Regions from separate parts of the Mus musculus genome. Here region 2 is linked to region 1. A link is a loop called in an ENCODE intact Hi-C map of the cell type or tissue named here. Cell type or tissue: heart. All regions are shown on one strand. Each heading gives the region's core, and the rest is flanking DNA. Links, peaks and the distances in the headings are about the cores only. Region 1 has its middle 24 kb from the start of Gm15638. Region 2 has its middle 23 kb from the start of Phldb2.

Region 1 (16,983 bases), core at 4,794-12,793:
TCATTTATCATTTCTAAAAATGAAACAATCCAACAGTGCAAAATTAATTTTTTTGTATTTTGTTTTTAATACAGTCATTCTACTGATATTAAGCATAGTATGAACCTTGGAATGAACATGCACTGTCTTCCTTATACAACACATTTTCTCACACTATGGGGCTTAAATGTTTTCCAGAGAACATTTAATGAAAAATTGTAATTAGCATTTCACCAGAAAAATTGCACATAGTATTATTATGATGCACGTGTTTAATCTATCTTGAGTCTTTGTACAAATTAAATTGACAAAAAGAGGAGTCAACAATCTTGTTCCCTTGGCACCTAGCTCGGTCACTAACAAGACCCAAGTCTAGGATCTTGCTGTTGTATAATAAAATGTATTTAAGATTGTAGGGACTAGCTTATGGAATGAAGCATTTGCTATGAAAGTGCAGACCCAAGAATGCACATAAAGATGTAGTGTTCTCAGTAAGCACTTCCTACTGACAAATGGACAAAAGATTTAGACTATCCATAAGTTGCCTGGTATCTTGCTTGAAATATGTAGTTGAGAACAAAAAGAGACTTAACCACAAAGAGTGGGAACTGAAGAAACACTCCTTATGATTGTCTTCTGAATTTCAAAGACATGCAAAAATACAGGTGTTTTCACATTGACACGAAAAATTACTCACACATACAATCATAGATACACCTTTATGCATACCACATACACATAAGAATTTATGTAATATAAATATATTTTTCTTAATTTTTTATTATTTAAATGCATTTTATGTATCAACATATTAATAATATTGAGTATTTTGAGAATCAAATAATACATAAAAATTTGTTCAACTTTTATATTCATATCCTTTCATACCCTAAAATATTATTAATGCATAGTTAATACTATCCATAACTGAGGATCCTATATCTAGTGGTGAATACTAAATTGCTTCAAAGCATGCAAAATATTCTTTGGGAACTAAGCATAGTAAAATATTAAAAATGGATCATTAAAAATATATTCAAAAGCCCTTATACGATACCACCCGACATAGTGAGAGAGTATTTAAAATGCATTATTTATCTGTGTACATTGTCAAACTATAAGTTTACTTAAAGCAAAATTAATTTTTAAAATAAGTAAAGCATTCTAATCCAGTCCAACCTAAAGATACATTAATTTGGTATTTACAGGCTGATGAAACAGAGTAGAAAGATGTTAAGGAGTTTGCTTTCTTCAATAACACTATTATATTTTGGTAGGACTAAATAATTTTGTATATATGGAAAAAAACTGAAAATCATAACATGTAAAGGTCTCTGAGTTAGGGTTTCCAATACTGCACTAAAATGCCCTGTGCTACAAAACAGGAGAAAAGAAGTACTGAGCCCAACGCTGAGCTTTAATCGTAAGCTGACTATTAGCTTCCGATAATATCCTGCATATTCTAGATTGTCACATAAGAAAACAAGAACCATTGAGGAAACTGTAATGATTCTGTTTCAATAATCACCTCCTACTACTGCTGTATAAAATAATTAGACACTTGACTTGAGAATGAAGAAACTAGTCACATCCTTTAACATGAGAGAATAAAAATATCTGCTGGGGAGATGCTCTGATCCTTAGTATGTACCTAGCAAGGATCTCGTTACCATTTTCTTGTGGAATATTCATGGCCTGGAAAGTTCCAGTTGTGAACCACAGTGCTGCCTATGACCAAAGCCCCTTGGCATCCTCTGTCCCTGCGTACAATTGGCCTTCAACACCTTCCTTTACTGACTTCCCAACTTTAACTTGATCCTAAGCTCCTCAGAATAAAAATGTATTTCTGTTTCCTTAGCAATGCATCTAAATAGCTTCACAAGACCATCTTTAGACAGAAACTATTTCTATCTTCAGTGACTTCTAAAATCAGATAGGATCAAGCCATACAGTTGTCATTGGTGTGAGGACCAGCTGCCAAATGTAAAGAATGTACTTGTTACCATGCTTCTCTCCTTCTAAGAAAAAGCAAAGTTATGTAGGTTTTAAAGTGTAAGCTGTAACTTGCTATTATCCTCAAAGGCCCCATGGCCTTTAAATTTGTCTTTATTGTATTGAGCATGGCAAACCGCTTCCTTCACACTTCCCTCATGATAAGGTGCAATTTGGGCTTCAGCAGAGAAGCATGTGACTTCTGAACATTGGATTTTCTGGAGTGCTAATTGAATGAACCCTGAGCATGAGGCAGGGTTGTAGGAATCACACTCAGATTGTCACTAGACATCACTAAAGAAGAAAATTCTGATTTTCTGTCCTTTCTTTCTCGCTATCCACTTTCTTCCCCAGTTTTGCAAACATTGAAAAGGAAAGACCTAGCATAATCTCAAAGAGAAGTCATATATTGAAAGAGCTCCTTCCCTATATCTATGAGTACTTCTTGTAGGCAATTGTCTAGAGGTTGACATAGGCATGCAACCTGTACTGGAGGAGGACCTCTCAAAGACTGGATATTAGAGTTCCCTGCCCCAGGCAGTTACATACTCAGCTGGTGTGAGAGAGGGAGGGATCTGCCTTGTTAGAGATGCCTGAGAAGCAATAGCCTTTGGTGCTGCTAAGAAGAACTCAAGATCTCTGGGGGAAAAAAAGAGCTAAATATTTTTCAGATCTGTATCAGCCATTTTGAGAAGACTCCACAGCTAAGTTTATTGCAAAGCAATACGGCATGTTTAAAGCCTCTTTGAGAAATGAGTGCTTATGTCCAGAAACCCAGTGAACATCTGGGCTCTCACCAACGTAGCAATAAGATATAAATGGGTTCACAGGTGTGCAATTGTAGAAAAATGTTTTTAAAAAGCTGACACAAATACTTCTACTTACTTACTTTTGAGGGAAAAACATATTTAAAGTAATTATTCTCCAGGTCAGATTTTAGGCCAACATTTCATTTTCATGTGGTGTCACAATCTTGATCTTCTATACATTTTTCACTTATTTAGCCTTCAAAATATGTAAGATTCTGCACTTAAGATGGACTGTATTATTTAAAAGTACAAGTCGAAGAAGACCTGAAGCAGGAGCACAGAGCATCTGAATTGTATGTTATCCAATTATTTCCCAGCCCCATTCTCATAGAGACATTAGGCTATCTCAAATTCAGCATTCTGCCTCCTGCACCCACATGATGGCCACACCCACACAATGCCGCACCCACTCTTAGTTCTTGTTCACTAAATATGGTGGTTTGACTAGAAATGCTCCCCATGGGCTCATAGACTTGAATTCATTGTCATCAGGGAGTGGCACTATTACAAGGTGTGAACTTGTTGGAGGAAGTGTGTCACTGGGGATGGACTGTGAGGTTTCCAATACTCAAGCCAGGCCCATTGTCTCTCTCTCCCTGCTGTCCATTGATCTGTGTGTAGAACTCTCAGCTCCTTCTGCCTGCACACTGCCATACTTCCCCCACAATGATAACAGACTAATCCTCTGAATGTAAGAGAGCCCTAATTAAATTCTTTCTTATATAAGACTTGTCATGGTCATTGTGTCTCTTCATAAAAGCCTGACTAAGACACTAGGAATACCAAACTTTATGTATGTTCCTTTCTATATAATTCTCTTCCACAGTAGGCCACCTTTTTAATTCACAGGATAAGAGTAGCTTAGACTTTGATTCTTAAGGCTTGTTTTGAAGTGTGTGGATCAGCCATGCAGTTAGCAAAATGATAGGCTTTTAAAGACAGAAGGCTGCAACAGGTCCTCTGGAAGTAGAGTTATGTATGACTGGGAGCCATCATGTAAGTGCCGAGAAATGTAACCAAGGTTCTCTGCAAGTACACATTGGTGAGCCATCTGCCTAGCCCTGCTCCCTCATTTACTTAAGTATATTAATAGTAATAATAATAAATAACTAAAATTTATTAATTTTGTTTCTTCTTTTTCCCAACACATTCCTCATTATGCATCCTTGATAGGAGATGAAAGCAGGGTTGTATCCATAGAGAATATTTTCCCAGCCTCTGTGTTTGGTTTCTCAAGAGCACAGAGGGAAGCTGGACCAGGGAAGGACACCACACCCACGATGTGGAGTTGATAAAAGAACTGGATCACGAAAATATTTCTTTTAGGGCTAGGATTGGCAAACCCTATGTTTAAATTAAAAACACCATGAATTCGGAGCCTAGAAAAACGACAGTGTTCTTTGAAGTCACCAGAAGTTAACATGACCAAAAAATGTGTGGTGTCGGGATACACATATGACTGGAATTATTTCAAGCCAGCTTTATTTTTATTTCATTCTTCTGAAAGATGAAAACAGAAAGAAAGAAAAAAAAGCCACAAAAACCAATCAAGCCCCAACAGTGACGCCCTTTGTCAAGACCTTGCATTTTGAGTTTCTCATCCTGATGCTTCCTCAGACAATGCATTGAAAAGCAGAGGTGACAAGCTGCTTGGCATATGCATCCCAACATCAGTTTCCAGGAGACTGTGTGCTCATCAGCACCAGGATGCGAGAGCCCTTCTCTTCCTTCCCGTTTTGTTAATTTCTCAAGCCTTGAAGGCTCTCAGCTTGTAGAGGAACTCTGCAGCCTAACAGTGAGTTAGGAGAAATTTTCCTGTGACATGGACCCCTGCAGCACATCCATTGGCCAGGTGCATGTCCCAGCCTTTTTCTGAGAGAATTCCTTGAGAGGATACAGAGCCCTCAGGAGAGCAAAGTAGGAAGATCTCTTGTGAAGGAGCTCTGCTAGGCACTGCATCCTCTTCCTTGATGTTTCTGCACCACATGAAAGGCAGCAACAAGGAGAGGTCTACACTGGCAACAGTGCCATCGGTAACTGATCCTATGGGGTGGCTCAATGGTACTGAGTAAATCAATACCATTTGCATATTTCTTCCTAGTCCAGACAGGTTGTGTTCTACCTGGCACCTTCTCTTAGCATCCCTTTCCCATTGAAGGATGGGAGAAGAATGTATAGACAAGTGTCCAACTCAGGTCATGCCTTGGCTGTATTTGAAAAGACACTCCCCTGTCCTGTGGAATTGGGACTAAACCTATGGGGTGGATCCAGGCAGTCTGGTATCATGTTAAGCCTCTGCCATAATAACCCTCAGTAATTCCTATAGAGTTCTTTGCTTGTTAAACGTTTGGTGGATAAGACAAAGTTTTTTAAGTACATGTCTAGCATAAGCATTCTACCAGACAAGAAATAAAAAAACACATGAATACACTGAGTCACTCTCTGCCCCAAAGAGAAATTCAAGTATATCGATTTTAATCAATTCAGCATCAGGGGTGACATGTAAAGTGACGGGGAGCGCACAAGGCTCTAGAAACACACTTTGCCTGAGATCTCAGCATCACTGAAGTCTGTTTAAAGTGTGTGTTACCTAAGCTATCCAGTTGATGGAGCTTTCTTTTGGTAGCCCTGGGAAACCAACACATTTACTTAGGTACAACGTCATCTTTCACTGACTGATGAGATGTTGATAGTTTCCTCTAAGCCATCAATAAAAGGGACCACTGAACACTACTGAGAGGAATGCTGGGGACAAAGCCTCAGGCATCAGGGCTATCAGGCTCCAAGTCTTTCCTTGCATCCACTTTAAATCATTGCAATTTCACAGCTGCTAAAGGGACTCAGCGGTCCACATGGGTATCATGTCCACATCCTTCTTGCATGTCTTCACTAGCCCTGGTTCTTACTGTGGTTCTCATACTGGAATACTGGAGTGGAGGCACCTGGGAAATGTGATGAAAATGGGACTCATGAGTTTTTCTGCTAGAGGACTGGTTGTATATATTTGGAACACATCCTAAGAAAGTGTGTGAGTATGTGCGAGTGTGTGCATGTCATGTTTGTGTGTATGTATGTGTGTGTGTGTATGACATATGAGCATGTGTGTTCAAGTGTTCTCAGAGAACACAGGGATGGATTCCTTTATTGCTTTTTACTACTTTGTGTGTGTGTGTGTGTGTGTGTGTGTGTGTGTGTGTGTGTGTGTGTGAATGGTCTCAATGGACCAAGGGGCTGCAGTTTCAGATAGACTAGTAGCCACCAAACCCCGGGATACCCCAACCCCTAACCCTTCCTCCGGCACTTCTGGCCTTACACACAAATGCCATGCACTAGACTTTGACATGAAGGCTGGACACCTGAGCTCAGGCCCTCATGTCAAACCCTTCACCCTCTGACCTGCCCGCTGCCCACCTCAGTACAGCTGCTTCACTATTCTGCTGTCATGTATGCACTGAATTCTGAGCAATGCCACCAGTGCATTGAAATCACTGCTTGTTTCTTTCGTTAGGGACTGACGTCAGATCTTACGAGGTCCATCCTTAGAGGCAAATAGTTACCAATATTTTCACTGAGGTTGTTTGTTTCTGTGTTCAGAGCCAGGAAAGATCAGAAGTGTCTGATTTGTGCTTGTGAGAATGGACAGAGGAAAGAGTTCTTGGCCTCTGTTAGGGATCTTCACCTCTTTGGAGATCACTCAAACTGCAATCCTTTTATACCTGAACCTCTTTCAGAAGAGCAGCCAGGCCCCGACGTAAGAAATCACCTTTCCTGGGCTGGGCTGACATCACAGACTTTTGCAGGACAACCGTCTCTGGGTACTCGGCTGAGAGTGTCTACCTATGGATTAGGGCAGAGGAATGCTCAGGCAAATGCGAAGCTCACACTGAGCTGTGCCCGTGCCCCTCACCCACCCACTCACATTACAGCATTGACTGTAATGTGGGAAGCATGCGCCTGCCTGCCAGCAGAGCTTCTGCACTAGATGCCAGAGAGAGGGCAGAGCTTTAAAGAGCCCTTCGGATGCCAGTTAACCAGAACAGACACCTGAAGCCTTGGCTTGTTTATGACTACTTTATTAGTGTATCCTTCCTTTTCTTACCCTCACCCTGTCTCTTCTCCACTTTTTCTTATGGTAAAATGAATAACATTGCTTTGACACAGGTTTAACTATATAATTCAGTCTGGCTATCCAATTAATCTGAAGGCCTCCTGACCTCCATCTCCCAAGTCCTGAGATTACAGGTGTGCACCTTCATATTTAACAATAATGATTATTTTGAAATTAGAATGTACAGAACTTTTACTATACCAATTTAGAAAAGACCATCCTGAGAACAGGATCACCGCTTGAATAATAACATATTAACCGATCGCAGACTTTTGTGTTACTTTAATTTGCTTTTTCTAATTAATGAGGTTGGATGGAAGGGCATGGTGTAAGAGACAAGCAACACCTATCATGGAAATCAGAGCCTTTCTGTCTCTACAGCACTTAGGATTTGGGGGTGGGGTATGTCAAGTAGTCTATACCAAATTCTTGGTGTTGTTTGTCAAAATGCAAATATTAAAGCAAGCTGGGGATACAGCTCAGTTGGTAGAGTGCTTGCCTAGACGGGCAAAGCCCCAAGTTCCACCTAGAGCAACACATAAGCCAGCAATGTGCTTGCAATCCCAGCACTTAGGAGGTGGGGGCAGAAGGATTAGAAGCTGAAGGCCATTCTCAGGTATAGAGTGGGTCTGAGGCCAACCTGGGCATTGTGTGACCCTGCTTTACGTCTTAAAACATCAGAGAGAGGGGGGGGGAGAGAGAGAGAGAGAAAATGATGTATCTTTTCTTATTTTGTAAAAGAAAAATAACCACTTGTTATCGTGACATTATGTTATTTTGAGCCAGATAACTTCAAAATAAGCAAGTTGTACTGACTAGTTTTGTGTCAACTTGACACAGCTGGAGTTATCACAGAAAAAGAAGCTTCAGTTGAGGAAATGCCTCCATGAGATACAACTGTAAGGCATTTTCTCAATTAGTGATCAAGGGGAAAGGCCCCTTGTGGGTGGGACCATCTCTGGGCTGGTAGTCTTGGGTTCTATAAGAGAGCAGGCTGAGCAAGCTAGGGGAAGCAAGCCATTTCTCCTTGGCCTCTGCATTAGCTCCTGCTTCTTGACCTGTGTGAGTTCCAGTCCTGACTTCCTTTGGTGATGAACAGCAATATGGAAGTGTAAGCCAAATAAACCCTTTCCTCCCCAACCTACTTCTTGGTCATGATGTTTGTGCAGGAATAGAAACCCTGACTAAGACACAAGTCAAGGGTGACCATTGAACTAGGACCGGCATTTAAAAGAAACCTTCTCTGTTACTGGTTCAATCATGTCCTCCCAAAGGATGCTGAAGTCCTAATTATTATACTTGTGTCTCTGGCCTTATTTGAGGTTAAAGATCTTTCCAAGGCCAAGTGAGGTTATGGGAGCAAATTCTAATCCTATGTAAATAGTGTCTTATTAAGAAGGTGGATTTAAAAAAAAGAAGAAGAAGTTAGATTTAACAGGGCCTACATGGGTCTGTGCCAGGTCTTCTGCATATATATTATAGCTACTACCTGAGCATTCTTACTGGACTCCTGAATGAATGAGTGGGACTCTGACTCTTGTGCCTGCTGACGGGACTCTTTCTCTCCTGCCAGGTTTTTGTGTCCAACTTCGATATGATAGTTTTGGGATCATCTTATGATTTTTTTGTTATATGTGGTTGTTATCTCTTAGAAGTCTTTTCTTTTCTGATGACAGACAGAAAGGAAGTGGATCCAGAGGGGAGGGCAGGTGGGGAGGAACTGGGATGAGGAGAGGGAGGGCAAACTATCATCAAGATATACTGTATGAGAAAAGAATCTGTTTTCAATAAGAGGGGAAAAAAAAGAGGAAGGCGGCTTTGGCTTTAAACTCGGGACACGTGTTTACATAGGAAGCATACCACAGAAAGACGAAAGGCTGCTGAAATGACATATCTACAAGGCAAGACAGCCAAGGTCCCCAGCAAACCCCAGGAGCTAAGGAGAATAACCTCCTTCACAGCCCTCAGAAGGGACCAGCGGCACTGACACGTCTAGTTCGAAGAAACATGAGACAGACAGTTTTTATTATCATACCATTAAGCTCATAGAAGTTCTTCCCAGGTTTCCTGGGAAGGTAAAGACATTTAACTAACCTAGAAAGTTCCTTCTCAAAGGCCAGGACTGCTGCAATGCCAGTGGTTTTGTCTGCGTGGGCTGGTGATCCATGAATAAGGAGACTCCTGAGCACTGGATGAAGCATTCCTGGATGCCCTGAGTCTTCTGGATTCACTGACTTTTCTCACCCCTACTACAGCTGCCTCATCAGCCTGGTTGCTCTGTAGAAGCCCACTGTGACCAGCTCTCTGCTCCAAGAGAGGAGAGATCCTCACCCTGGCTTCTGTTAGCTGTATATTATCCATCTTTTTCAAGTATGTTTCTAGAGTCTTATAATTTGGCATATTCCATGTGTGTTAGTGTGTGAATACTTCAATCAGGAGAAGTGTTTCTCGAGGAAAAACCATCAAAACCACACCTTCCCAAAGGACAGCCACTCGGTATTTGCATTAGAATAGTAACAAATTAAAAGCCAAATTAAATCTGGGATGTCTTACTAATTAATAACCTTTAAAGAAAGAGGAAACACATACATAAATGCACACACACACACACACACCCCAGGGAAACTATATAAAAAAGAATACTTTCTACAAAGATCTGACGTCTAAGTTGCTTGGGAATGATAAATGCTTCCCCAGGCAGATTTCCTACTCCAGGGAGTTTGTTATTTGGAAAAAATACATTGATGATGTAATGAGAACCCTCCCAGAGGAAGCACCTTCCACAGGGGGGAAGCGTGGACCTTGGGACACAGCCAAAGATCTTCAGCTGTTGGCTCTGGACTGTCTTTCTCATTACCTAACTTTTTCCACTTATGCAGATCCTTCTCTTTCTTTAAAGTGTTTTATGAGAGTACTGGAAAGCAAAGTGAATTCTTAAACATAATATGAAAACCAATGAAGTGAAAATAACTAAAGTTTAACAATGCGTTTCTATGGGTTTGCTGAAACATATTGCATAAATAAATAGCTATCATACTTGTTATAGTCCACACCGTAGGGCTAGTGATCCTCATGTGCACATGTGTGCATCTGAGCGTGGAGGTATCTGTGTGTTTTTCTTGAGCCAGGCTTTCTCACTGGACGTGAGCTCAGTGATTTGGCTGGTTGGCTGACCAGCAATCCTCTTGTGAGCTCCTCTTATGTCTACGTCCAAAGCATTGGGATGATTGGCATGTACCATCATACCCGGCTTTTATCCAGATACTGAGATCAAACCAAGGCCTACATACTTAAGTAGCAAGCAAGCACTCTGCCCTGAGAGCCACCTTCTCATCCCCTGTGACATCAGTCTTTGATCAAACTAAAGGAATTGCATCAATTTCCCAACCGTCTACCCTAGATATTTTCTGAATGTTGTGGCTAAATATCGACGCAATGTGACGATAAATCTATACACAGCAAATCAAAAAAAAGAGCTCTCTAAAGCTTCGTGCCCTAGACTGTGTTCCATATCCAGAGCGCAGAGGACTTCTTGCATGTGTTTTTAGAGGTGCCACTTCTCTGCCTGGGAAACTTGGGAATGAGGAATTCAACTTCTCCAAGACACTCCCATCAAGCTGAGCGTCTTTTTGATTGCTATCATCTCAGCCCTCTTCTCTGTTACTTGGGAACAGACATTAACACATGCCTGAGCTGGAGCCCTGAAATGTTTAGATGGGGAAACGACACACTTGGTTAACAGGAGCTGCTGAGATAAAAGAGTTCATCTTTCTAACCCTTGGGAAGATGGGGGAAGAGGAAGAGGATGCTGTCTGGCAGACTTGCTGAGTGAAGAACTGGACCCAAATGAGAACGTTTGTTTACTTGGGTTTTGGGTTCCCTTTCAGCCCATTTTTATTACCTAATGATTTGGGCTGGCTTCCCCACTTCCTTCATAGTCCTTGGGCTTGGCAAGGGAATTTTGGAGGGGACAAAGTCTCCTCTCCTTCATAAACAGGATCTGATCCAAACCCAAAGTATTTCACATTCGAGACTGGAGCTGCTTAGACACTAAGCACAAGTCCAGCCATAGGATAATGGATGAGTGCAGCTCTTGGGTCATAAATAAAGTCCTGTTAAATGTGGCTTTCCAGAAACAATCTCCATCTGGCAACATTCACTGCCACGTGTCTGCCCATGGGTCAGGGGTGAAGGGGAGGCGGCAGTTCAGTAAAAGTATTGTTTGCATTGGCCCATAATTAAAGACTATAAATTGCTCATTGATGGCCAGAGGGCTCTTTGAGCACTTCTGAATCTCTTCCTCAGACACAGAGGAGTGGGAGTGGGCTCCATGGTAGGTGGAAACATTCCAGACATGAATCCAAGCATTGTCTCTTGGGACTTTGCATGTGGGCTTCGCAAGGCAATGCTAGATTGCCGCCAAGGCAGAGCAAGCTCTAAGCTTGGGGGTGGATTTGGGTGATGAGTTTGTTCAATAAGACATTGAAATCCCAGGCAGTCCTGCCAACCTTTGTTCACATGAGCCCATCAACACAGCCTGCACAGTGGCCTGCACTCTGTTATTCACAGCAGCACCAGAGGGCATGGGGAAAGGGCTATCTGGCTGGCTGATGGGCCAATGTATAGCCCTCTAGGGCTCCACTACTTTCCCTGCATCTTTTGGAGCTGGTGTGTCTGTTATCACTCATAGAGTAGAGCTTGGTCTGCAGAGGAAATGAGTGCTCTGTAGTGTATGGTTTTAGTAGCACGGCTCTAATCTGCTGTCCTCTTACAACTCTCTCCTGTACAAACCCCTCATTACATCAGTCTGCTGTTTACAGAGTGCACTATAAGCATCTGTAAACCTCTGTCTTGATGTACACTACAGTTCAGTAAGCCCGTCATTGTGTCCAGGTTAACCTACCAGAACTTTATGCTTAAAAACCCTTGGAGTTCCTTCATGTATATGGCTTCTAATTCAAGATCATGCTGAAATTCCATTTGCTTTCTGGAATCTTCTGTGACAATCACCCAAAGCTATGTTAGGCAGTCATCCTGGATATCACTCAGCTTATGACACAAATGGCTTCCCTAGGCTTTTTCTCACGGGGGTAAGTATCCCCAGTTGATGTTATCTACTCTATCTTTTAATAACCATCCCCTGGAAAATACCAACCAGGATCAACCAGCTGCCGTCTTCCCCTTCTTCCAAAATGAGCGTCTAAGGCGCAATCTCTCTCGTGTGCTACCAGCACTTACCAGTTCTTCCTTCCCCTACGTCACCCAATTCATCCAAAACTGCATACAAACTTCCAAACTAAGCCTAAGCCACTACAGAAACTACTATTTCTGTAGGAACTTAGTAGTCAGACAAAAATGCAATGACTTAGGGAATGTCAGCCACAGTAATTCCCATCAGAAGCAAAGTCCTGACAGTGGCAAAGGCAGAGCCGCTGGGAATAGGATAATCAAGTTATCAAGACCACCGAAAATTCATTGTGCATTTAAACAACTGCATGTGAACTATTCTATTAGATACTACTGATAGACATAGAAGTTACGATTATCATCTGAGTTTGCAGATAACAAAAATATGGTTGTGTCCTCTATTCTCCAATTCCTTGAAACTGAATTCCAGAAAAATATTTGAAAGTTTCTGCTCATTATGAAAATGCCTTTCCAAAATTCTATGTTACATCAGGAAATATTTGACTCACAAATGTAATGTCAACACTCTGCAAAAGGCATACTTTGGGACTATAGAAAAACAACAGATGTTTACAGATGTCTTTGCATTGATGGGAAGGGTTCAGGTCAGGAGACTCCGAGAACTCAGTTGAACACAGCTGCTCTTTGCTTGTTATGCCCAAGTCCTTTTGTGTGTCGAGTCTTGGAGGAAAAACAAGACCAGCAAAACTTTTCCATAGACCTATGACATGTTCGACATGTATGTTTACAAGTGGGAATTTGAGAGAAGGTGCCCTAATTTCTCTGGGTTTTTAAGTTTCTTGAAACAAGTGACTAAATGGCTGTTTTGTGGTTTATAAAATACATTTTGTTGTTTTATTTGATCTAACAACACTGCTATAAGAAAAAAATATTATCAACCTTAGTTTGCAGAAAATGAACAATATGAAGAAGATGGTAAATCTTGTAGATAATAAACAAAAAACTGTTAGTATTCTGATTCAGGGTTACTTGTCTTCCTTTTATAGTATGTGAGGGTGTATGTGAATGCACACATGTATGTACACATGTGAGGGGGTATTTGTTCTTGTATGTGAGGGGGTGTCTGTTGATGTATGTGGAAAGCTGTGGGGGGATATGTCTGTTCGTGTGTTTGAGAGGCTGTCTGCAAGTGGAGAGGAGGAAAGAGAAACGATGAAACACTAAGGTAGATTCTGCTGCACTCATTCTGTTTTTCTTCTTTTGCACTTCAAGTTTCAAAGAGTGGGACTTAGTCCCCCACCCCACCCCACCCCACCCCCGCCCTTTACTTCAGTTTCTAGTGAGCTGGGTCTGGTCTTCACTTCAAGTCTGATGCTGTCTAATAGAGCAGCAGAGTGATTTAGGAAGCAGGGAATGTATTATCTCTTTGCTTTTTAAGCCTTAATTTTGTATCTAAGGACTGGAGTTAAAGTAGTATGGACTGGATATCCAATTGGTTTTCCTCTTTAAGGGAAACTAATACAAAAGAGTTTTCTGGACGTGTTTTCCCTGTCTAACATCTGAGGTTCATTTTGCCAGCTAAAAAATAACTTTTTGCATGGACATTAGCTATAAATCACCTTTTCAATTGTATTGTTCTGGAAGCAACCAGTGGTATAGAGAAAAGGAAGGGTGTTCTACAATGGCCACCTACTTTTCAGAGCCTTCTAGATGGCCGTCTGGGTGCCTCCCTGACCCTCCAACACTGTGAATGCCAACCTTGCTACTTTCTCCTACTTTCCAGCAAGTGTATTGATCAGGAGTAAGAAGCTACAGAACATTGGTGTGGCGGGATGAGGCAAAGGTTACGGGTGCTTCGTGTCTGCCAAGAAAAAGTTGAATCCCAACGTTGCTTGGAAGCTAAGCTTCAGACTTTGATCCCCCTTGGCCCAAAGCAGAGAGAAGCTTCTCTGCTCTGCTCTTCTGGGCCTCTGGAAAGGAGAGACTTAGGGAGCATCTTCACCTCTCAGCAGCTGAGATTGTGCAATTTCTTTTACAAGGACACCACAGGCGGATTAGCATCTCCTCACTCAGCAAGTGGGAATTAAGACTGGGAAGACAGAGTCTGAGTAATGCAAGGATGGAAGGTGAGGGTCCAAGTCTGGGTAATGTCCATGAACCTGCCTTGAGGTCATAGCACCTCTGTTGGACAACTGTGCCTTTATTGATGGGGTCACTGGAGCCCAGTTTTAAGAGCGTTGAAGGTAACTCTTCCCTGGAATTTATGATGTTGCCGCCCTCCTCAACACATAATTTTAAACCTTCTTGAAATGAAATTGTGAGCATTAGTGGACCACTTTGACTCAGCTACTTTATAAGAACAAACAAAACTTCTGTGCTACCAATTAGCTGCATGGGGCAAAAGTGTGATAGCTAGAAGACATCTAGATTCCCGATACCCCTGCCCCTAATTTATAATCAGACATCTATTTGTAAATCATACACCAAGCCAAGTCTTGCACAAGAGACAAAAATACACAATGGACCAGGCGGTTTTCTCCTGTACTCTGTCACTGGAAAAATATTTTGGATAAGACTCCCAGATGTTGTAATTATTCCAGTCAGTTCTATCAAGTGGGGGGGGGTGGGGGCAGTGGGTCTTTCTGTCACAGACTAAAATCCATTTCTGGGCTGCAGACCAGAAGTCAAGGACTTCCCAAACATTGTTTCATTATATCCTCCCTGTAACCCTAGGAGGTAAGTTCTGTTATCTCCACTATACAAACAGAAAGCGGGATTTCAAAGACATTCCAAAACTTGCCGCAGGCCAGGCAACTTAAGAAGCAGCAGCATAGCAGCATCAGGGTCAAGTTGAGGTGTGTTCAACTCCAGTGCTACACTGTTGCCAGAACATCACTCTGCTTCCTCACTAAAGGGCATTCTATTTTCTGAAACAAATATCACCATAACTGTTTGTTTACTCTTTCAGGATTGTCATAAGGATACATCATAGATTGATATCTATCGCAGAAACAACAGAAATTTTATTTCTCATATACCTGGGGGCTGGAAAGTCTGAAGTGAAAGCTCTGGCAAGCTTGGGGACTGGTGAGGAGGGCCTGTTTCCTGAGTTATGGCAGACACTTGCTTATCTATGAGGGTGAAGGAGGAAATCGGTTGATGCTATCACATTGACGGGGCTTGGATTTCAACACAGGAGTCTGGGGAGATGAACTTCAGATCCTAGCATGAGTCTGTTACAGTAGGATAAAGACGAACAGTATAAAGCCTCTGACTTTGTGAAATACTAACATCATGATGTGCTGGCTAGGCAGTACTGTATGATAATGCAAATTTAATTAATACATAATGCCTATTGCTGATCTGTGTCAGGGCCATACTATGCTGTGTCACCACTGTGACAAAGTTTTCTAAACACGATTCCATTTCATATTTATGACAACCTGGTGAGATCAGGAATATCTCATTTCTGATTTTATAATGGTGAAGCTGCCATATCAAAAGTTAAATGACTGGCTTGAAAAATATTGTCATCTTAGGTATGAGGTTGGGTTCTAAAGTCCAGATTAATAAGAGCAATAATAAATTGCAATGTATGTGGAGTCCACTCAGGGATACTCCTCTATACTGTTCAGACAGACCCAGGACCATATCAGACATAATGTGTGAAGGGTTAACCATCTAGAAAGGGAAGGGTGTTGGGAGAGGTCCTTGGCTCCCATTGTCCAATTCCAAGATGCTCATTTCAGAAATGGTCATAAAGCTAAAGGCAGCTATGGCTTTTTGCCTTTCTGTGGGCTACTGTGGGGATGTTGGGGATCAAGTGTCTCCCCTGGGCTGGGGCTGGGGATGAAGAGGAGGTTCCCAGCGCTATGGCTCTGACACCAGGACTCTCCTCACTCTTTGCTCTTGGCTTTTTGGGGTTTTTTGTTGTTGTTGTTGTTTTGTTTTTTGTTTGTTTTTAGAAAAGCAAAATTCTTTATAATATAGCAAACTAGACAGGTCTGAATTCTGTAGTGCCTTTGAATCTGCTGAGAGCTCTAGAATTGTGAAGTCATATTTTAACCCAAACCAAAAAAGGGAAAAAGGGAAATAAAAAACCAGGATTATTTGAGAATCTGTGGGGACCAAAGCTGGGTATTGGGTATTGTGTTACAAAAATTTTCCATTTCAGACACAAACAGCACATAGCAGTATGTGGCCAAAAAGGGGGGCTGAGAGAGACTCCAGGAGGGCCTGGAGAAATAATATCTCCTTCTATCCTGAGGCGTGCGGCCAGGTTCTGGGGAGGCATGTCTAGATCTGGTTCAGATCACACTCGGACACCGGGGATGAGAATGACAGCTACAGAGTCCCCACAGAATGCATCTTATTCTCAGAGAGTTCCCTAAGATTTCCTCAATTGAGGCACTGAACCTCTCAGTGCCTCAGTTTCCAAAATCTGAGAACAGGATAAAGACTTACCATTTGTTGAGTATTAAAAACACTATACATGTTGGCTATAGCACACTGTTAAGGTAATGCCAGTTTAATGCTGGCATGTGTTGAGGCCTTTCTCTGCTTGAGCCATTGGGAGAAAGTTCGTAAACAATTCCGTTTGATACCTGTGACAACCTGATGCAATTCGATGTATCTCTTTTCCTGTTTCAAACTGAGAAATCTGTCCAGTAGAAAAGCAACTGGCTGCCTTGGGAAGAGTCATCATCTTAGACAGTAGACGGAGATTTTAAATTCAATCCTGATCTGGCACTAGAACCTACACAATGGGTGGATATCACCCGGATGGAATCTGATGGGTGAGGTGCTGGAGGGGTCTTCTGTTGTCTAAAGTTTTCCTAGTGGTGCCCATTTCAGTTTACCATGAAAGACCTTGTGTTTAAGAAGTGTTTTGTTTGGGGCTGGAGAGATGGCTCAGTGGTTAAGAGCACTGACTGTTCTACCAGAGGT
Region 2 (16,983 bases), core at 3,656-11,655, 55 kb before region 1:
TCATTTGCAGTCACATTTTTCTAACACAAGGGGATTCTGAAGTGCAGAGATGATCTCAGGAGATCTACAATATACCTAGCCTGTCTTCAAATTCTGTGGTTGCTCCATCACTTGACACAGAATAAAATTAACAAAAAACATACAAATTTTATGAGTCCCTTTATTCTTTGTGGATAGCAGGGAATATTTTTATGAGGACCTCAACTTGTACTATTAGCCTTGTGAGCTGGAATGAGTCTAGTACAGCCTGGTCCTTTCTTAGAGGAAACAGGAGCATCAGTGTTCTGTTAGAGCCAATTCCTGATGCCATTCTCTGTATACCCCACATCACTCCTTTTTATGTGGACGTTGATTCATAAAGACTGATGAATGACTAGATATGACCTCTGTACAGTAGCCACTATGGTTTAAACTGATCTTCAATAAGTTTTGAACAGAAACCTATAAAATACCACTTAACTAGAACTAGAGAGATGGCCCAGTTGTTAAGAGAATTTAATGTTTTTCCAGAGGACCTGGGTTCAATTTCTAGCACCCACATGACAACTCACAACTGTCTGTAACTTCAGTTCCAGAGGATTTGGCACAACAATGCACATGAAATAAAAATAAATACAATCTCTAAAAACAATTCCACTTAACTAAAGCAAAAAGCTTCTTTGTACATTTTTGACTCTCACATTTATATTGGAGGAATCCCACTTATGGTGGTTTGAATGATTATGTCCCCAGTGGACTCCTGTATTTAAACCCTTGGTCCTAAGTTGGTGCCCCTGTTTGGGAGGTTTAAGGGGTATAGTCTTGTTGGAAAATGTATATCACAGTGTGAGGTAGGGGTGGAGCCCTTGTAGAGTTTAAAGTTCTGAGCTACTTCTAGTTCACTTTCTCTGCTTTGTGCTTATGGTTTGAGATGTGAGCTCCCAGTTCTAGCTGCCATGTCTACTGCTTGCTGCCACATGGTGCTTTGCCACAGCAATAGAAAAGTAACTAATGTCCAGTTCAGTCCTAATGTGTGTTTGTGATTCATCAGAAAACTTTAAACTTTAGCACATGCTAAGAGAGGTCTTACCAAAGGGCTCTGGGTCATCAGCTCCACCATTCTTGGGCTCCTCTCTTGCTTCATCTTCCTCCTCCATCGGGATCTTCTGATGATTCTCAGAGGAGACCCTGGGATCCATGCCAAGCTGTATTCACCAAGAAAGAAATCATAGATGCTATGACTGGGAAGTTGAAAGCTAAACTGACCTATGAAAACTGAATGTCAACAAGGCTTCATTTGTAAAACACAGATGTTGGACATCTGGGAAATACTAACTGCTGTTGTGGTTGAAAATAAGACATCCTGGGGTCAGCATAGTACCTCGTCACTGATACTGACTCTCCTTCAGAGCAACACTTAAACACCAGTCTCAACACTATCAACAAAGGCACACTTTTGGGGTAGACCAGTTATCTTCCTTTTAAAAAATGGACACCAGCAAACAAACACAATAGTCCATTTTATCCACGAGGCTACATTCAAAGAATTCCTGTGGAAGTATGAATCTGTAGATATCAACAAAACCTGTAAAAGCCATGTGTTCCCTTTATCTACATGTCTGTGATAAAGTTTGATTTATAAATTAGGCATAGTAAGAGAGTAACAGTAACTAGTAATAACATGTAATTGTTAACAACATACTATAACAAAAGTTATGTGAACATTTTTTCCTCTTGTTTTCTCAAAATAACTTAATGTAGATCTTAGCATCTTCAGTATATGATTTTAATGTTTACTTTCTTACTAGGTTGAATATTTCCACCCACATACAAGAAACAAAGGCTTTTTCTTGGAATATTGTAATTGTCACAGCTCAGTTTTGGATGTTTTTCTCATCACGATGACAGCATTCCTGACAAAAACAACTCAATGGGGAAAGGGTTTATTCTGACTCATGGTTCAGGGGACAGTGTCCTGCCAGACAGGGAAGAGGCATAGTAGCAGAAGCTGCTCATGGTCATGGTAATGAGAATGTACGGCAGCTTTCAGGAAGAAAAGAAAGTAGGCTGGAAGTCTGACGGAGATGCAATGTTGAGCTCTGACCCTATGACCCACATCTGTAATTTAGGCCCTATGTCCAGAAGGTTCCTTCCATACGTGGCCACCAGCTGGGGACCAGGAAGTTAAGCATTTGCAGCCTGTAGGAGAGAGTTTACACTCAGACCTAGCTGGAGGCCAGGTGGTTGAGCACATGAAAACTATAGGAGACAGTTCCCACGCACACCATAACAATCACTAATCTTGTCTCCTCAGACCATTAGTGAACAAAATAAGAAGTGCTACAAGGCAATACAAAACACCAATCTGATAGTCAAGACAGCCACTAAGTGATCAGTGGAGGGTTAGTATGACGTGGATGCTTGAGACAACAGGAAGGGTCATCTCAAAGGCAAGGTGAAATTTGATGGAATGAGGCTTAATAATGCTAGTCAGAAGGGAGAGAAATTCCAAACACAAGTTGTTAGTATTTCTCATTTAATATTTTCACACTACACTTGACTATGAACCGCTAAAACCATGGGAAGTGAGAAGTTCAATAAAGGGAGATTAATGCTGTGAGTAATAGGTCAAAAGAACAATTATTTAGTTACTTTAGTTTGTTGTTACTTTCTGTTTTTCATCCAGTACTCATTATTTAACAATACTCGTTTTGATACTTTGTTTTATTGTTTCTTTTGTAAAATCTTTTGTAAAATCTGATACTACAGAGAAGAAAACCAAACCAACATCCTTGTTCTAAAGAACTTGAAAGACACTCTTGTAGCTTTCCTGTGTCCAGTGTTCTCCTCAGACTTGGGGAAGAAGAATGGTTCTATTAGCACATAGGGACTCCTACTTTTATGCATATACTACGCAAAATAATTTCTCATTCCATTCTCACAAGGATGCTTCAGACTATGCATTATGATGTCTATTTTACACAAAGAGATAGAGGTGAGGAAGACTAATAGAGTTATCAAAACACATACCCAGCAATGTACATTATTTCATGAAGTCAAGCCCTGTACCTCTGGGTCAAGTGTTGAAAAAGTAGCAAGTTTGATTCAATTGTTCTTGATGTATCAAGGAGGACTAATTTTCAGTGGTGGCAGAGCTAGATGTAGAAAGTCTACAATTTCCAGGGGTGAGAAGCTAAAAATTGAAAGCTTGACATTTATTTAAGAAAACAAGACCCATGGGTCTAGAGAGAGACCACAGTGGTGAAGAGTGCATACTGCTCTTGCAGAGGACCTATGTTTGCTCCTTAGTACCTGTGCCAAGTGGCTCACAGCTATCTTCCCATAACTCCAGATCAATAGGAATCCAATAAGTTTGACCTCTATGGGCACCTACAACTGTGCACTCACATGGGGATGTGCATGAACACAATTTTAAAAATAATATTTTTTAAAAGAAAGCTCAGACTGAGACATATGGAAACTAAAAAATCACTAGGACAATGTGATTTATTGGAATTGGTAGGAAAGTAAAGAGAAAAAGGCTTTTTGGAATTTGGCTAAGTGATGGGTGAGGGAGCCATGATCTGAGACTAGAAATGGAGGATAGGGAACAGATATGGAGTGAGAGGGCTCAATGTTGGACCTACCCAGCTGTGATGTATCTGTAGAATGGAGTGAGGAGCCAAGCCAGTGATTAGAGATGGGCATCTGGAGGGTGTAGGTCTTGAGATGTTGTTTTTTCTTATGATGGGAGAGAGAGCAAGCTAAGCTAGTATAGAGGTTGAGGAATAAGAAAGACTATGGAGAACAAACAAAGAGAGAAAAAGATCAAGAAAGACCCTGGAGAAGAAAGAGGAAAACACAATCAAGAACAGATTTGGAGTGTTGGTCTTCATCTGAAGTGCTCCTTGCTTCACAGGAATGAAGCAAAGGAGAAGAAGGGAGAGAGCAAGCATCTGTCATGACCAATGAAGGAAATGCACATCAGTACTTTATAGGATACTACTGCACACATAGAGTGACTTCTACAATGGGAAAGATACTATAGCAAATGTTGGAAGAGAGGAGAAAAAAATTAAAACACTCACATGTTCTTTGTGTGGATGTAAAGTGTAGTTGTTTATGATAGCATGTCAGCGCCATAGAAAACTAACTGTAGATGGGATAGAGTATGCATGCACACACACACACACACACACACACACACACACACACACACACACACACACAGAGAGAGAGAGAGAGAGAGAGAGAGAGAGAGAGAGAGACAGACAGACAGACAGACAGAGACAGAGACAGAGACAGACAGTTGGAGCCAGAGTTTAAAAGATGTATATTGATAAGTTAAGCACAGGACAGGGCTGCCATGGGGTCCAGAAGCTCCAGGCCTATGCACTCAAAGAAGGAATGAAGCATGTTGTATAACATATGTGATTGCAGAATTTACTTTCATTATTTCTAATGTCCAAACAGTACAGGCAACCCAGATGTCATTGCACGGGTATGAGTAAGTCCAATGTCATTTGTCTATACAGCAGGGTATTGTCAGAAGTACACAATATCCTATTACAGCTGAAACTTGGACACATGATCGCAAAGGAAAGAAGGCAGTAAAGACACATATTTTATGATTTTTATGTTTTTTTTCATTTAATGTTTTTAAAACACTTATTTATTTGCTAATGCATATGGGTGCACGTATGCCAAGTTATGCATATGGAAGTCAAAGGATGACTCACAGGACTCATTTCTCAACTCCCATCATGTGGGGTGAGGGATCAAAGTGAGGTTGTTAGACTTGGGGACAAGGGCCCCTTGCCCACTGAGGTGTCTCCCCGGTCCCGTGTGATCCTATTTTAATGAAATGTGTGACATAGACAAATAAGCACCTGTAGGAAGTACACGTTTTACAAAGTTGAAGCTGCTCCAAAATAGTCTTTAAAAAAGCAGGTGGAAATTTGAGGAAACTAAAATTCGCAGAGGCAAGAGCTAAACACTGTCCACTACCAGATAATAACATCAGACCTCACATTAGATACTTAAGGTCTATAGAATATAAAGCCACATATCTCCATTTCTACATAACACTCTTTCTCTTGTCTTTTCTTATCATCAAACTCATTCCAAGCATGTTGTTCTCCTCAATACAATATGGAGGGAAACCAAGTCTAACAGGTAAATATTCACAAGTGGTCATCTCGCATCACTGCAAATATTATCTAATAATTAGATTAAGTTTTAGAGTACAGGATGCATTTATACATTAGAAGATAGTCCATGGGGGCAAGAAAGATGGCTCCATGGTCAAGACCACCCACTGCTCTTGCATAGGATTAGAATTTGGCTCCTTGTACCCACAATGGTTCTCTCATAACTACCTCTGACTTCAGATCTTCCTCTGGCCTCTGTGGGCACTAGCATACATACACACACACTTGCACACAAGCATGCACAAACGAATACACTAATAAGAAAGAGAATAAACCATGACAAGGTAAGATTTGCTGTGGGTGTGCAGGTATGATTCAATATGTTAAAAAATCTATTCACCTAAATATAAGAGAAAATATATAATGAGTTAAATGACTAATCACATGATCATCTCCAGATATGTGCAAAACAAAACTTTTGCATATACATACATATATATGTGTGTATTTACACTGAGGACCTGAGAAAGCCCATAATAAACAAGGTAAATTGCAAGAATATCACAACGACTTTTTCCCTGCTGAAAATAAGTTGCGCAGATAGTACCTAAGACCCTGCAGACTTCAAAGAACACACTCTAGCAAACCACACTCAAGGATCCAAACCAGGAAATGATGCTGGCAGACTGGCTTACAAAGTCCATGTTCAATCCATTGTCTCTGTAATCTCCAGTCTAGGAACACATGTCCCATTTGGATGGCATTGCCTTTTCTCAGCCTGGAGGAGCACAGCATATGGCTTCTTGGGGACTTCCTCTTCCTCCTTCCCTCCATTGAGAAATAAAAACTCATGGAAAACTCACGCACAGAGACCACAACCAAAACCCATCTTGCCAGACATTTAAAATGGCTAATTAGTTAAGCACGGGGTAAAACATGGAACTGATGATAACATGCTTTTATCTTATATGAAGCATAAAAGCTTTGAAGACAGCCATAAAGATAGGAATACATTAGTCGATTCACTCTTCTCTGATGCAGTCTTTCTAGAACCAAAGCACAATTTGAAAATCGCTTTCAGATCTGACTTGTTTCCAAGTCAGTTTGTCAAAGAAGCCTGCCTTTCCTGGGAATGCTAACTAAGCTTGCAGAGAGCACAGCTGTCCTTGTGTGCTAGTGTGTGCTCCTTGGAGGTCACAAACCTCTTCGCCTCAGGCTTGGTTGAGGTTTCCTAGAAACCTGCCAGATTATTACATAGAATGCTTGTTTAGATTTCTTTAAATGTAAAGCCTGCCTATTTTTTGTATGTATATGTGTGTGTGTTGCCTTCATTAATTGTGCTCCATCTTAGTTTTTTGAGACAAGGTTTCTCACTAAAGGAACGTACAGATACAACTAGACTAACTGTAGCCAGCAACATCCTGAGATTCTTTTTTCTCTGCATCGCTAATGCTGGAATTACAGGCATATGTGGTTTTTATGATGTGGGTGCTGAGAGTCTGAATTCAAGTCTTTGCACAGGCATCCGACCCACTGAGCCACATCTCGTTATGCACACACTTTGCTTTTGACACAGATTATATTGCCATGCAATATAAAGAGCAACGGCTTTGGAAAAGGATATGTAACATGCCACTGTTCCTCTCACTCCTCCTTGTTGCAGTCAGCAACTGCCTGGTGCTATGTAGTTCAGTAATAAACACAACCACAGTCACCATAAGGACAGTTATATAACAAAAGGCCTCCATGTCCAAAGTTACTTCATAGTTTTTCTACTGTTCATTTAGAAGTTTCTGATCTTAAAAACTGATGATAGCTATAATAATATATATTGCTTGCTTATTCTGTAGGTGGTGTCTAAGTACTGAGAAAGCATAATCGTGGGAGACTTAAGGATGGAGGATGCCAAATTGTCTTTCTATGACAAGCCACTAGCAATATTTACAGGAAGAGATTATGTTCTTAGATGATCTGACATGCTGCTTTTACCATGTGACAATGACATCCATCCATCATGAAGTACAGCTCTACACTTCTTCCCTCACACACACCTCAGAACACAGGTGATGCTATAGGCTTTGCAAGGAGACCTGGGGTTAGAATACAAGGGCTTTGGCCTGTCCCTTGGGGGATGTTTCACCTTTGGACCTAAGCTGTGAGGAAGAAGAAAGACTACAATGAAGTTTGTATATGAGGCATTTCTGGTGAGAACCAGCATTGACCAGATGGGTGAGCAAGACCAGAAGACTTTATTCTTGCCCTTGAATGATTCTGGTTGATGCCTAGCAGGACAAAGACAAGATGTTTCTTCTGAGTAGATCTGTGAGTAATCCAAACTTCGTCATTGTTTCAATGCTGAGTTTGCGGGTGTCTTCCTAAGACTAAAAAACTAGAACTTTTCTTTTAACCAGCTCTTGTTGGGGATGGTCACTTGGCACAAAGTACTGGTTGCTGCTGGGGAGAAAATCCCTATTCTCAAGTGTCAGAGACATGGCATTCTTTTAAAACTGTAGTCCTCTGTGACACTTCATAACATTCCCATGTGGTATGTGTTGAATACATATTTGCTTGTTTGAACTGAGCTAGAGTAAGGACATTCAGACATGGTATTTCGTGCTCCTGGATGCCCCAGCTGTGTTGTAGACAGTAGGTCACCTCTATGGTCTTCATCTTCTTCTTCTTGGAAATTGATTCTAGGATTAAATATTCAAGAGTTTTTATAGTGCCTCAGATGGTATGGTTCAAGGTAGGTTCTCTCTGTCTCACTGTCTGTCTCTGTCATCTCTGTCTCTCTGGCCCTCCCTCCCTCTCTTCTCCTTTCGAATTTTTAATCAAGGGAAACAAGGACAAAAATAGTGGAGTCGAGCTCAATGGTACAGGATCTCTCATACACCCTGAGATCATCACTTCTATACTGAGAGCTCACAGAACATGACAGATATACATAAGGTAAGTTTTGAGAGGCCTGATACAGTGGTCGTGAGAGGGAGAGAGAGAGAGAGAGAGAGAGAGAGAGAGAGAGAGAGAGATGGGTGGATATCAGGTCAGGAGTAAATGACAGGCTGGTACCAGGAAGGCAGGAAATATTTTAGACCTTGATGACTGGATTGGAAGGCATAAAGAACTTTTGGCTAAGAAAAAGGTAAGTCAAAAAATCATCTCAGTAAGTTGACATTTATAGAAATTAATTTATATAGGATGCTTCACAATTGTGCCACCTCAGCTACACAACGTTATATTGGAAAAAATTGTTAATAAAAGTATACTGAGCTAACCAATATAAACAGCCCTGATAACCTTCACTAAAACTATGGTAAAATGGAAAACTTCCAGAGGGGATAGCACTCTTTAGCCTCTGCTGAAGCGCAGGATTTAAGTGAAAAGAGCCAAGTTGGAGGCCAATACAAGCAATGGCATCTGATTTTTTTCTTTATTGAAATTTTTGATTGGCACAGTGGTGGCTGGGCTTCAGCATGACATCTTCATCCATGTGTCATCATACTTTGTTTGGCCACTGGCCTCCCTTGTTCCCGCATCTCACATCCAGCAGGGGCCATTCCTTCCCCCAGTCACTTCCCCCTTCTGCTCTTTTATTATAGGACATCTAATTTCTGTTAGAAGCAGGGGGAAAGCCTAAATGTTATTAAAAAAAGAAAAACAGATACATTCCACTTTCTTCTGGATACTGAAAATAGCATGGCATTAAATTACCTACACCAATTAATTTGTAGAATTTTACCTTCTGCTCTCTCTCTCTCTCTCTCTCTCTCTCTCTCTCTCTCTCTCTCTCTCTCTCTCTCTCTCTCTCTGAAAATGTGAGAACACACCAGGCAGTTTTGGCACATGCCTTTAATCCCAGCACTTGGGAGGCAGAGGCAGGCGGCTTTATGAGTTCGGGATCAATCTGGTCTAAAGAGTGAGTTTCAGGACAGCCAGGGCTACACAGAAAAACCCTGTCTCAAAAACAAAACAAACCAACAAAAACAATAACAAAAACAAAAAACAACAAAAAAAGAGAGAATGAAAAAGAAAAAAAGAAAATGTGAGAAACATTGCATCCTCAAATTCCAAACCACTACAAGCAAATAAAACTGTTGACATACAAGGTAATGTCTGAACAGATTGTTGAATTCTGGTTAAAGCTGATGATTAATCGTATTTGGTATCAAGTTGGGCTGAGCCAAAGCTTTGGATTGCGGGGAGAGATGCAGTAATAGCTGGAAGTTCTAAGGATGTGCCCAGCCATGCTTTCTAGGTTTTGGATTTTTATAAAGATTCAAACAAGAGATGGAGTCAGTGTGGACTGAACTTACTACAGACAGCTGTAGGGTGAAAGCAAGGCTCCTGAGCCAGCACCGTGGGTTCAGAACCATAGATCATTGTTGCTGATGCCTGATCCCAGGACCAGAGGGAATGTTGCTCTAAAAAGTAGCTTATTTCACATGTCTGTTCTACAAATATTTACTTCTCGGGTTTTCACCCTAATATGAGAGTTTGGAGGAGGTACACTATCCTTCTCATAAAGATGAGTGTTTACTATCTCATTTCCTTACTTCGAACTTGCTTATATCTTTAACCTATGATGTGTGTGTATATATATGATATATAAGAAATAAGAAATATATATATATAACTATATATATGTGTGTGTGTAGTGAGCACTGTAACTATATTTATACTGAATTCACTTAGACTATGTCTGTTTACACAGGCAGAGATAGATAAGTATCTCATATGCCTATTTTTATATAGGGCAACTGGTATATATTGTGTCTTTGAATGGTTGTTTACTGGACTGTATTAAATAGAGTGCAAGCATATTACAACAATTGATCCCACATGGGGTATTATAGCGGTATGTTTTAAAGCCAGTGTTTTATTACAGTACTGCTGATTACTTCTCCAGATGGATTTAAGTTGATGCTTGTAAGTAGATGCTTGCCAAAGAGGGCCCTAAGAGCTCATCAGCCTAGGAATCCACTCCTGAGAAGATGTCCTTTAGCCTCATTTCTCCAGATCGTCGTGAGGAAAAGAAACTCTTGGATGCTTCACTGAATGAACACTGGCTCCAAAGTCTAACGAGACAATTTTGAAACACACAAAAGCTCCTTTTAGATCCTGCTCAATATTTCATTCATATTGCTTTAGATAAGCATAAGTAATTCCTTATACTTGATAAAACACATATGCAAATTGATTTGTAGAAGTCTATAGTCTTTATGATTCTATTAACTTTTATTTATTCTGTCTTATGCACACTTTTAGTAAATATAGGGTTTTTTTTTTAAAGTTCTCTCCTGCTCTCTTCAAAACCAAAGAGCCTGGTTTCCTCAGCTCTCCATGCCCCTTCGTATGCACAGGGGCATGGGCTGAGCTGTTCTCCTTATGTTCCTCATTCATAAGTGTTAGAAACAAAGGATTTATACAAAATCATGAAGCCATGCACATTCTTTTTAAAATCACTACTCAATCCAGACAATATCACAATAATAGGAAACAGACCATGGGCAAGACACAGAATTTGATTGTTCTAATTTTTCAATATTTTCTAACAAGAAATACCAGCCTCTATTTCTCTATTATCATGTAATATTGATGGCCAAACAATTGTAAATTGCAAATGGGAAGTCCCTTTAGAAATGTCCTCATTTTTCTTCTGTCATTAATCTAGTGGGACCTGGAAGTGGAAGACCAATGTTGTCTCTGGCCACCAGAAACAATGCAGAGAGTGTAAAGATCTTCCATGAAATTTAGTAGTTTTATGTGTATCATTTGATATGACTGTGGGAAGAGGACAAAATTATTAACCAATTCCTCTTCATGACAGCTTACTTATAAAGCTGTAGTTTGGAATCAGCCCTCAATCTTCTATTAGATTGTTTTTTATATATTATTATATATTTCACATTGTATATATAATTTGTGATATTAGAATCATATATAAGCCCATTTTTCTTAATACTTCTTTCACTTTGGTAATGTAAAATATACCATATACTATATAATAAAAGTATAACAATTTATGTTGCAAGTTTAGGATCAATAGTAGTCTTTCTGAATTTAGATTAAACAAAACAGAGTTATGAGAAGCAAAATACAAGGATCATTTTTTTTCCAAAGTATAGAAGGACCAGAAAGCTGGGAATACACGTTGGAGTAGCTGGGATGCTGGAGTAGCTGGGATGCTGGAGTAGCTGGGACCTTCACTGTTGGAAAGTGAGACAGTCCCTCTGCTGTCTTGCTTTGTTTTTCAGCGTTTCCACAGATTTGAACAATTCTTCCAACCCCTTTGTCTAGTTCCTCTCTCAGCCAACCAGGGCCTTCAGGGAGGTAGAGAGAGAGCTGAAGAAAGACAAATGGCCCTCCCCTGAATCCATGATCTCTTACAGTTGGCATCTTGGCTCTCATGCTAAGGACACAAGTCTTAAATTCTGGGTGAGAAGTCACTTTACCAGAAAAACATTTGGAAATTAGAAAGGAAGCATTGTAAATATTTATCTGTGCTGCCTTTGATCTGAGAAAGCTGTCACGTTTCCCTTTTTCCATCTGAGACAAAAAGGATGCTGCATGCCTTGGGAATCAGGCAACCTCGGGTCTGAGTCTTCATGTTCTGGGCATTTGGCACTTGATGGGGAAGCAATAAATACTTTCTAGGTTTAATTGGGTAGAGTAAAAAGGGAGAGCTAAAGTCTTTTAGAAGCTAAAACAATCTGAATGTCTTCAGGAGAGGCTTAACCCAAAGTTGTGAGTAGGGCTCAGCGCTAGGCACTAGCCTGCCATATGACAGTTCTAAGGCTCTGTTCTTAGAACCAAGGAGGTTAATTACTTAAATGCTATGTCTGCATAGATCAACTGAATGTGACCTGTCGTCATAGATCAATTGAATGGGGATAGTTAGAAGGAGGAAATCAAAATGATGACTTATTGACAGACATAATTAGGGGGTTTCTTTGTGATCCAGCTTTCCTGTCACTTGTGGGAATTGTTGATCTTTTCTAAATCATCGGAGTGAGTGCCATGCCGGTGTGGTGAGGAGCAGCTTCCCTTGCCTCTGTGTTTAGAGTATGTTGGCTTCTCTCCCTGGCTTGACTCACTCTGTCCTTGAGAAGGGTCAATTGTCTCATTGCTGTGTTGGAAAACAAACTAATTCGTCATAGCTGGGGGCCAGCTGGCCATAGAAGTTACAGTTGCTGGCTCCTTTGAAGCACTGTACACACGAAATCCCCTTGTGGTCAGGGCAAGGTGGCTGAGAGCACCTCTTCATGGGGTGGGTCTTTAGCAGGGCCTGCTTTTCGGGTACTTAAGCTGCGCCAAACTTTGTTAGCTTTTAAGTAATGGAGGTGGCGTTTTTATCTCCCTCTGCCAGACTTCCGTGTTTATCTCCTCATTGTTTCCAAGCATGTTTGGGTAAAGGATGCTTTTTGTGTTCCAGTCCCTTCAAACCCTGTGACAGGTACTAGGTCATTTCAATCTTATCATCTGATTATGTTTATGCCCTGAGCCTCAGGAACTGAAAATTCAGGCAAGGCCTCGTATCCTCTTCCACCTTATGAGAAAACTGGGACTTCCGGAGTTAAAACTCATCTAAGGATGTATAGCCCACAACCATCGAACAAGGGAGAAATTTGGGCCTGTCTCACCGACTCCCATTCAGATAGCTCTGGGTTTTATAAAAAGCTTCACATCACTTAAAAAGCATTTCTTTTGACAACGTTCATCAACAGCTTTAACACGATCTTTAGGTTAGCTTTAAGTGCACACTCCAAACTGTTGTTTATTCTCACTTAAAATTAAACGATCATCAAAACAGTTTGTAATAGCCTTTGAAATCACACATACACACACATACATGCACGCACGCACACACACACACATACACACACACACACACACACACACACACACACACACACACACACACACAACCAATCAGCCAACCAACCAACCAAAAACAACCGGTACATATATGGTCAAATTAGTATATCCTTAGCCAAATTTCAGCTATATAAATGTAAAGAGTGAATTTATATAACATTTATTTCAACTTTCAGTTTTATTTTTGAGATGAGATTTCTCTACATGTATATATTTGGTGGTGTGGTGGTGGTGAGGTGTGTGTGTTTGTATGTATGTGAGTGGTATATGTATTGGAGCCCATTAGTGTGTGTCTCTGTATGTATGCATGTGTGTATATGCATGTGTGTGTATACATGAATGTGTGTGTGTGTGTGTGTGTGTGTGTGCGTGTGTTCCACAGGCCTGGGGTTGACATCAGGCATCTTCTTCAACTGTGCTTCACTTTCTTTACTAGGGCAGAGTTTATTACTAAGTTTCAAGTTCATCAATTGATCTAGTCAAACTGGACAGTTTGGCCCTAGAAATCTTACATCTTTATCTCCTGTACACTGGGATCACAGGAAGGCCACCATGGCTGCCTGCCCTCACTCTTAAACAGCAAACAATTTATTTACCAAGCTACACCCTCCCCAGATTCATAGAGTAACATTTAATTCTGAAAAATATAATTAAAGAATAGCAGAAAGGATTCATCTTTGTGATATCCTTTGCTTTGGATCATCCATTCAATATTAACCAAACACTGACATACGTCTTTTACTCATGGTTCCTTTAAAATCATGTAGGTTCTAATCAATTGCTCACTTGAGTTCGCAGATTAGTACCACAATACATTGGTGCCAACAGTCCAAGGTGCCACGGGTGTGCTTGCAGAGTGACTAGACCAGGTGAAGAAGGAAGAGGAGGGGCACCTATAAACCCATGCATCATATGTTGGCTGCCTTAAAGTATTAAGTTTAGTCCTTGGAAACATTCAGACTGTGTTTCTTTCCTGACCATACTAATAAGATAAAAGGGATTATATTGCTTTACATTAGTTCTGAACAAATAAGTAGATATCTATTGATCTTTAAACACATGTGTTAGCATCGTTCTTCCCAAAGCTTCCAGTTTTGAATGGAAGCCTCCAAATGCTATAATAATGAGTTCTCTTTGCCAATGTGTGGACTTGAGCTTGTACCAGGTAAAGGGATTAATGATGAAGGGTAGTTCCCAACCACCAGCTAAGTCTTGTCTGGGTGCCGTCCTATAATTAGAAATTACAGATATGCAGCCTGCTTTGCTCCCAGGGGGTAGGCTGCTTGCTGGAATAGAGAGACATAGAACCCTGTGCCAAGAGGGCTCCGGTTCAGCTGATGAAATCGCTTCCACTCTATTACCACATGGCCACACCTCTAGGCAGAAATGCCGAAGGAATGTGGAATGGCAGAGTTCTTGCATTCCTACCTTGGCATGGGACACACTTATGACATTTCTACTGGTCTTCAAGGGTTTCCCCTTTGTCCCACTAATGCTATTATGCTCTTGTTGTTACTATATATATACATATACATACATACATACCTCCCTTTGCAGAACTCTCAGTTCTTGTGGGGAAATGTTGGGTGCAATTTCTTCTTAAGTTGTCAAAATTCCTTAGTTTTTAAAGCAAAAGAGGGAAATGGCATAAGTACTTAAGTTCACTTATGTGCCTTCACAAACCACTTTTGAAACACAAATGGAGATTTTTTTTTATGAGGGAACTTAACCTAAAACATCTTGGGCTTAATCTTTTCACTTCCAGCAAAGATCATAATGAAGGAATTATATCCGAGTGTACACTTTTATGCTTTATTTAAAAGACTTATTTGGTAAGACCATCAAATACTTAATTTTATGATATAGTAATATAAATAATAATAAACATGCAGAAAAAAAGAGATAGATGATTGAAATTAAAGATAGCCCAAGTTTCATCCCAAATAATTATTTTAAAAATTAAGTCTCCATACCGCAGAGGAGCTGAGTGTACTCTAGTCTTCCTTTCCTTTCCTAGTATCTCAGAGGCTAACGATCTCAGTGAGTCCAGAACGAGAAGACCAAGTGAACAGTAGGATGTCGCACTTAGGACTGACAGAATAGGAAGTTTATTTATTCTACATGTCTCTTCGGTGGAGAATGCCTGTTGCTCTGTTTCTCTATCCCATGCATGAACCATCTGCTTCTCTGCTCTATTCTTTTTTTTTCTGTTTTTTTTATTACGTATTTTCCTCAATTACATTTCCAATGCTATCCCAAAAGTTCCCCCCTCACCCCCCTCCCCTGCCCACCCATTCCCATTTTTTTGTCCCTGGTGTTCCCCTGTACTGGGGCATATAAAGTTTGCAAGTCCAATGGGCCTCTCTTTCCAGTGATGGCCGACTAGGCCATCTTTTGATACATATGCAGCTAGAGACAAGAGCTCCGGAGTACTGGTTAGTTCATAATGTTGCACCTACAGGGTTGCAGATCTCTTTAGCTCCTTGGATACTTTCTCTAGCTCCTCCATTGGAGGCCCTGTGATCCATCCAATAGTTGACTGTGAGCATCCACTTCTGTGTTTGCTAGGCCCCTGGGCATATATCCAGAAGATGTCCCAACGGGTAAGAAGGACACATGCTCCACTATGTTCATAGCAGCCTTATTTGAAATAGCCAGAAGCTGGAAAGAACACAGATGCCCCTCAACAGAGGAATGGATACAAAAAAATGTGGTACATTTACACAATGGAGTACTACTCAGCTATTAAAAAGAATGAATTTGTGAAATTCCTAGGCAAATGGTTGGACCTGGAGGGCATCATCCTGAGTGAGGTAACACAATCACAAAAGAACTCAAATGATATGTACTCACTGATAAGTGGATATTAGCCCAGAAACTTAGTATAGTGAGATATAAGGTACAATTTGCAAAACATGAAACTGAAGAAGAATGAAGACCAAAGTTGTCCCTTCTTAGAATTGGAAACAATCACCCATGGAAGGAGTTACAGAGACAAAGTTTGGAGCTGAGACAAAAGGATGGACCATCTAGAGACTGCCATATTCAGGGATCCATCCCATAATTAGCCTCCAAACGATGACACCATTGCATACACTAGCAAGCGTTTGTTGCAAGGACCGTGATATAGCTGTCTCTCTGCTCTATTCTAAAACTCATGGTGAGTTTTAGAAGCAAAGAATCTTCTGGCCAGTATCTTGAACTCTCCCTACAGATGTTTCCTTTTCATGGTGTAAGAATCTCCATATAGAAGCAGAGTATTGACAATTAAGAAACTGAGTCTGTTTTAAGAAAGAAAAATCACAATCTTTTTGTTTGTTTGTTTGTCTGATTGTTCCATGGTGATTTGTGTCTATGATGAGTGCCTGAATAATGGAAATTTTGTAGGCTTATACAAATCATTATTGTCTTAACATTTATGTTCTCTCTAAGATTGTATAGTGTATGTGTACATATATGCATTCATGGGTGTAGGTATTGGTTGGGCAAGTGCAGAGGTGTGTGTGTGTGTGTGTGTGTGTTTGTGTGTGTGTGTTGGGGGTGAGTGTATGTGCACAAGGAGGCCGTAAATCAACACTGGATGACTTCTGCATTATCTATAACCTTATTTTCAGGGGCAAGATTTCACATTGAACCTACAGCTCATCAAGTCAGCTACACTACTTGGCCAGCAAGTCCCAGGGTTCTTTCTACTTGTCCTGTACTAGGGAATATTTCTATTTTCTCAACTATACAATATTGATAATGTTAAAAGCTAAAAGCATGTCATTTGGTGTTTATCAATCACACTTTGAACTTACATACTGAGTGTTAATTTCTCAGAGAGTGGAAAAAGCCATCAAGATTTGGTACAAAGGCAGAGTGTACAAGTGGGCGCACCAGAAACAGCTCCTCCATGGGTTCAAAAGCAGCCAGAGGGAATGAACACTGATGTCTCTCTATATAAAAGGCTACGTTGCTCAGTGGCATTTCCACGTAG

Evidence for each region. A loop is a pair of places that touch in the nucleus more often than their neighbours do. Peaks named below come from ENCODE experiments on the same cell type or tissue, not always from the same donor. Only the 100,000 strongest peaks of a DNase experiment are listed, where the experiment ranks them.
Region 2: it touches region 1 in a loop (1.9-fold over the local background); 2 of 42 quality-filtered maps call a loop at or near these places.

The regions. Positions count from the first base shown.
Region 1 is chr16:45,913,082-45,930,064 of GRCm38, forward strand. It overlaps a transcript of Phldb2 not described here. Among named protein-coding and RNA genes, the nearest start is that of Gm15638, 24 kb to the right of the region's middle. In heart, for the core only: no CTCF peak of the experiment used is centred there; DNase peaks (open chromatin) are centred at 9,700 and 10,820; H3K27ac peaks cover 775 bases.
Region 2 is chr16:45,859,253-45,876,235 of GRCm38, forward strand. It overlaps a transcript of Phldb2 not described here. Among named protein-coding and RNA genes, the nearest start is that of Phldb2, 23 kb to the left of the region's middle. In heart, for the core only: no CTCF peak of the experiment used is centred there; no DNase peak of the experiment used is centred there.